2 separate regions of the Homo sapiens genome follow, and region 1 is linked to region 2. Evidence: read pairs that join two places in POLR2A ChIA-PET (ENCODE). Cell type or tissue: PC-9. All regions are shown on one strand. Each heading gives the region's core, and the rest is flanking DNA. Links, peaks and the distances in the headings are about the cores only.

Region 1 (2,927 bases), core at 256-2,755, 58 kb after region 2:
TTAAGCTTAAGAATATTTATTTATTTATGAGATGGAGTCTCACTCTGTCACCCAGTCTGGAGTGCAGCGGCATGATCTTGGCTCACTGCAACCTCCGATTCCTGGGTTCAAGTGATTCTCCTGCCTCAGCCTCCCGAGCAGCTGGGATTACCGGTGTGTGCCACAATGCCCAGCTGATTTTTTGTTTGTTGGTATTTTTAGTAGAGACAGGGTTTCACCATGTTGGCCAGGCTGGTCTCAAACTCCTGACCTCAAGTGATCTGCCCGTCTCAGCCTCCCAAAATGCTGGGATTACAGGCATGAGCCACCGTGCCCAGCCTGGATTAGGAAAATTTAAAGGGAAAATAATCAAAGCCTAACCAGCTTTGAGATCATTCATATTTACCTCCGCTATCTTTTATCAATGCATAAACTCACGGTTTTACTTAGTCATATTCTGTGTATACCTGTGTAATCTGGTTGTCGTTGTTGTTGTTGTTGTTTTTTCCTAGAAGAGGTCTTGCTAACTGTAGAATTGGTATGAGGTGTAAAGTCCCAGAAAGGGAAAGTGGCAAAAATGCTCTATTTCCCTGAAGCTTCCATTTCCTCATCTATAAAATAAATCCAGTAGCTCTCTTAAAGGAGTAATTGAAATAATATATTTAAATCACCTACTACAGTGCCTGACTTAGAGTAAGCATGTAGTAGGTACTTTTCCTCCCCTTATCACACTTTCATACTTTTTTAAAGCATTGAGAATCATCCTTTGCATAGGATAGATAGTGAGCAGATAACTGTGACATAAAAATGTCATACTGTTGAAGCATGTTATTAATCTGATCTTTAGTTTTCTTTTACTCAAGCTAAGAAATTTCAGATGCTTATAAAAGATTTTATAAAGGACTTAATATTTCTGGATATATTTATCTCTGGATTCTCTCCTCCAAGTTATCTGCTCTTTGTGCTCATGATGCCCCTTAGTGGGAAGAGACTGCTTTTTACCACAGATGGAAGATGCCAAATATTGTTTCCCAGCATCCCTTGCTGTCAGAGAATGGGCAAGTGACCCAATTCTGGCTAATGAGAACTGAGAGGAATGTGGTAGGAAAGCTTCTAGGAACGATTTTCTTCTTCAATAACGTAGAAGGTCTCCCCTTCTTCCTGCTTTTTTCCCTGACAAAAGCATGAGGCTTGGAACTACAACAGCTATCTTGAGGCCATGAGGACAGGCCAAAAGAATAGCAGAGAAGCTGAAGCTAGTGCTACTTACCTGCACATTCTGGTTATGTAAGAATAAACCTCTATGATTTAAGCCATTTTAGTCAGATGTTCTGTACCTTGAAGCCATAGAAACTTTTCAGTATATCCGTGGTAAGCTTATAGTGTACAGCCTTGTAATAAACACAGCAATCTAATAATCAATGCTAGTAAAATGGGAATATTAATGCCCACTTTTCTATTTTGTTTTTATTTACCAGCTAATCAAGAAATTTTCTTTCTGGTTAAGCTAAATATCATATTACCCATTCTCTGTATTGAGTTGGGTGACAGTGGTTGCCTTCCAAATTTGAGACACTTTTATTTGTCTGATTTAAAACAGAAACCTATTATTGTTCAAAAAAACAAAAAAGAAAAGAAAAAGAAAAAAGTCATACAATTCAGAAAGTTTTACAAACAAAAGAAGCAAAACTCCTTCTTAGTTCTACTTCTTAGAGAAAACAATAGTTAACATTTTGCTGTGTTTCCTTCTGGAGTCTTTGTATCTGCATTGGCTTTAGTTATTGTTGCTACTTACTTATGTTATGGCAGGATCAGATTACTCCAGAGAAAACACTAGTGTTGCCAGGTGGCTGTTGGAATCCTGAAGTTCTTCTATTGACATAGTCTGAGGTGCCACAGCCTGTTAGCATACCGGGAAGCCCTACCCCGGTGATCTGACATGGAATCTGTCCAGCCCACTTTGGAGAAGTAATCAGGCTTATACTTGATGCACTGTTTTTTTGTTTTTTTGTTTTTTCTTTCCTCACTCTTTTCAAATCTATTCTCAATACTCAAGAGAGCAGTGTTCACCAGGGATCTGGAAGTTCCCACTGAAAAGGATATTTATTTATTTATTTATTTATTTATTGACAGAGTCTTGCTCTATTCCCCAGGCTGGAGTGCAGTGGCGTGATCTCAGCACACTGCAACCTCTGCCTTCCAGGTTCAAGTGATTCTCCTGCCTCAGCCTCCTGAGTAGCTGGGATTACAGGCACCCACCACCACTCCTGGCTAATTTTTTGTATTTTTAGTAGAGACAGGGTTTTGTCATGTTGGCCAGGCTGGTGTCAAATTCCTGACCTCAGGTTATCTGCCCACCTTGGCCTCCCAAAGTGCTGGGATTACAGGTGTGAGCCACCGCACCCAGCCGATGCTGAACATTTTATAGAGATCTTTAAAAGATAAATATTACAGGACTTGCTAATATATTGGTATCCAAATATATATATTACATCCAAATATTGGTGTCTGCAAGCAGGTAGATGGTATATGAGGAGACACTAGGCTATGTCCCAGTAACAAATGACTCCTGGCATGGACTGAATTGTGGTCCCCCATCCAGCATCCAAATTCGCAAGTAGAAGTCCTAACTTCCAGCTTCCTGGGATCATAGTGGAAAAGTGTGGGAAGATGGAGCTCAGTGGAAATCAGATCAAAAACATAAAGTGCAAAGAAATATGGGGAAAAGCGTTTAAGGGATCCCATCACATTGGACTAAGTCCTGCGATGAAGATTTTATGAGACATATTTGTCTACATAATAGCCCCCTCCCCCTTTTTTCTATTAACACCAAACAGAGTTCCAAAGAATGTACTTTGGGAAACATTCCTGTTGACAAAGTAAAGACTGTGCATTAAAGAAAGTCCACAGTAATATCTTCCATCTGTACTTAAAACCACAGAATTTTG
Region 2 (2,927 bases), core at 203-2,702:
CATGCCCTCTGCTTGCTTCTGGGCAGCTCTGTGTTTCCATGTTCTTTCATTCCCTCTCCATCAGGCCCTGAAGCACAACTATCACCATACTCTGTGTGCTTCAGGTTTTATTAAGAGTAGGGATAATGGAGATGAATTGTACCTCAGGATAAGAAACAACCAACAGTGGAGAGTGGACATCACTGGTCTTAAAATCCTTGCCCTTCTCTGACAGAGAGAATCTCTTTCAGGCTGCCACTTTTCATATCTCTGTCAACTGCTATGTTGGCTATGTGTTGGGATCTATCATTTCTCCCTTCCTTCCTTCCTTCCTTCCTTCCTTCCTTCCTTCCTTCCTTCCTTCCTTTCTTTCTCTCTTTCTTTTTCTTTTTTTTCAGGGTCTCGCTCTGTCACCCGGGCTGGAGTGCAGTCACACGATCATGGTTCACTGCAACCTTGACCTCCTGGCCTCAAGCATTCCTCCCATCTCAGCCTCCTGAGTAGCTAGGACTACAGGTGGGCACAACCACACCTGGCTAATTTTTGTATTTTGCATAGAGATGGGCTTTTGCCATGTTACTCAGGCTGGGAACCGATCATTTCTGTTGTGAGCCTTTGCCCCAATTATTTCTCTCAGAGTACCAGGGTCCCATCTGGATTTCACTATTATGTTATCATGGAGAGGAATTGAGCCTCTTTTTTACGCAATATCTCCAACTCTGCTAGTCTGGGCCCTCTCTTTCACCACCAACAGAAACATGGAAGCATCTTTCTAAAGGAAAGATAAAATTTCCCCTGAGATAGTTCCTGTTTCTCTTCCCAGAGAGTTTAAACTGCTATCAGTTTTCCTCTTCTTGTAACTGCATCTTATTGTTCCCACCACACTTACATTATCTCTCTTTTTTTTTTTTTTTTTACTGTGAGTCAACAGGCATAAGCCACTTCAGTTTATTTCCATTTCTAATAACATTGTTATTGGGGCAATAACAAGTCATGTAAATTAGCCTACATATTAGAATAATATATAGTCTACAATATGTAGTCTGATTTTCTTCATTCATTATCTCTTAAACACAAAGACCAGAGATCTCATTATACTATAGAAATGAACACTGTAATGAATAATCAAGGAAGAAAATATTGCAACGTGTTTTTCTAGAAGGCAGGGAAGATGCTCCTCCTGGCATATCTCCATGAGCTCTCTTTAATATTTGGGCAGCTTTAAGGCACTCATATTGATGGCTGTGAGAGAAAAAAAACGTTTGGGGAGTTAAGGTGAAACTACCTACTGTATTGAAATCTCCATCAGTCAAATAGTCTCAGCCATCATTTCTGAATAGGCATTTGTTGAATCAATATTCACTGAGTGTATATTTTGTGAAGACTGAAAATGTCACAGGCACCATTAAGCACCATTACCCTAATGGTCAACAAAAGATGAAAAGCCTTTGTGATGGATAAAATTTTAGAGTTCTGTTCTAAGGTCTGTGGAAAATGAACAAGGGAAGCTATCAACTGTGGCTGAAGAATTCAGTGAGTCTAATTTGGTATTGTGAAGTTTCTTCCTTTTTATGACATTATTTTGCCCCAGATGTTAAACCATACTGTGGTTTGAGGGATGCCTTGGCTATGTTGGAATTCTCATGTATTAGAACTCTGGTTTGGTAGTTTTTGGAGAGAAGAGAAGAAATGGTGCTCCCTGGATTTGAGCAGCATGGTGGCCCCAGGATCCTGCTCCAGGAACATTTGCTTACATCATCGATTTCTCATAGAAAATTGGAGTTGATGACCAAATGTTATTATGCAAGAGGTCGTGATTCTATTCAATACTAGAATAGAAAGATTCTAGTATTGACCCTCAAGAGACCTGGATTTTATAACTCTCAAGAAACTCACTAACTGGATAGCAACAGTGTGCCTCAGTTTTCTCATCAGTAAAACAACAGATTGAGTGACTAGATGATTTTTTGTAGATGTATTTTGGATAGAAGATTGTGAATCATTACAGCATTTAGAAATATTACTTTTAACTACTTATGAAGTTGACATGAAGAATTAGCCAGTATCATTTAGTGTTTGATTCATTCATTTAATAATTCATTTTTTCCTAGCTTACTGTAGATAAGATCATTACTTTTATGGTCAAATAGACTTTGATTCAAGTCTTGGTTTCTCCACACACTAGATAAATGACCTTGGAAAGTTAAATTATTGACCTATTTGTGGCTCTGTTTTCTCATTTCTAAATGAAAACAATAATATTATCTTCATCATAGGGCTATTGAAGTGTGTTTTAGATTTCTCTAGAGAATCGAAAGAATGTATATATATAGTGTGTGTGTATATACACATGAAAAGAGAGAGAGAGAGGACATAGAGAGAGGCAGAGAGAGACAGAGAGAGATTTATATTAGGGAATTGACTCTCATGATCATGGGGCTGGAAAAGTCCAAGCTCTACAGGGTAGTCCAGCTGGCTGGAGACTCATGGAAGAACAGATGTTGCAGTTCTACCTAGGGGTAGATCAGTCTTTTTCCTAAGGCCTTCAACTGTAGATGAGGCCAACACACGTTGTAGAGGTGAACCCATGTTTGTTACTCAAAGTCTACTGATTTGAATGTTAATGTCATCTAAAGAATACCTTCCAGCAACATTCAGATGTGTTTGACCAAATATTTGGGCACCACGGCTTAGCCAAATATACACATAAAATTAACCATCATGAAAGCAGTACTGATAATGCAGGTAGCAATTTTCCCACAGTGTCTAACACGGGAAATAAATAATAAAAATTAGCTATTATTATTGATGTAGTTGCTATTTTTTTTTTTTTTTTTTACTTTTTAATGAAAATTTCCACCCTTTCCAAACATACCCCCAAAACACACTGGAGATAGTGGTTAATGATCTGCATCAGTTAGCCCTCAGAGCTGCAGGAACCTCCACAC

The links. ChIA-PET counts read pairs that join two places held together with the same protein. Peaks named below come from ENCODE experiments on the same cell type or tissue, not always from the same donor. Only the 100,000 strongest peaks of a DNase experiment are listed, where the experiment ranks them.
Region 1: POLR2A ChIA-PET joins it to region 2 with 8 read pairs; 2 of 35 experiments call an interaction of 5 or more read pairs at or near these places.

The regions. Positions count from the first base shown.
Region 1 is chr9:78,165,704-78,168,630 of GRCh38, forward strand. It overlaps the pseudogene RN7SKP59. Among named protein-coding and RNA genes, the nearest start is that of CEP78, 69 kb to the right of the region's middle. In PC-9, for the core only: no CTCF peak of the experiment used is centred there; a DNase peak (open chromatin) is centred at 1,798.
Region 2 is chr9:78,107,537-78,110,463 of GRCh38, forward strand. No RefSeq gene overlaps it. Among named protein-coding and RNA genes, the nearest start is that of GNAQ, 77 kb to the left of the region's middle. In PC-9, for the core only: no CTCF peak of the experiment used is centred there; no DNase peak of the experiment used is centred there.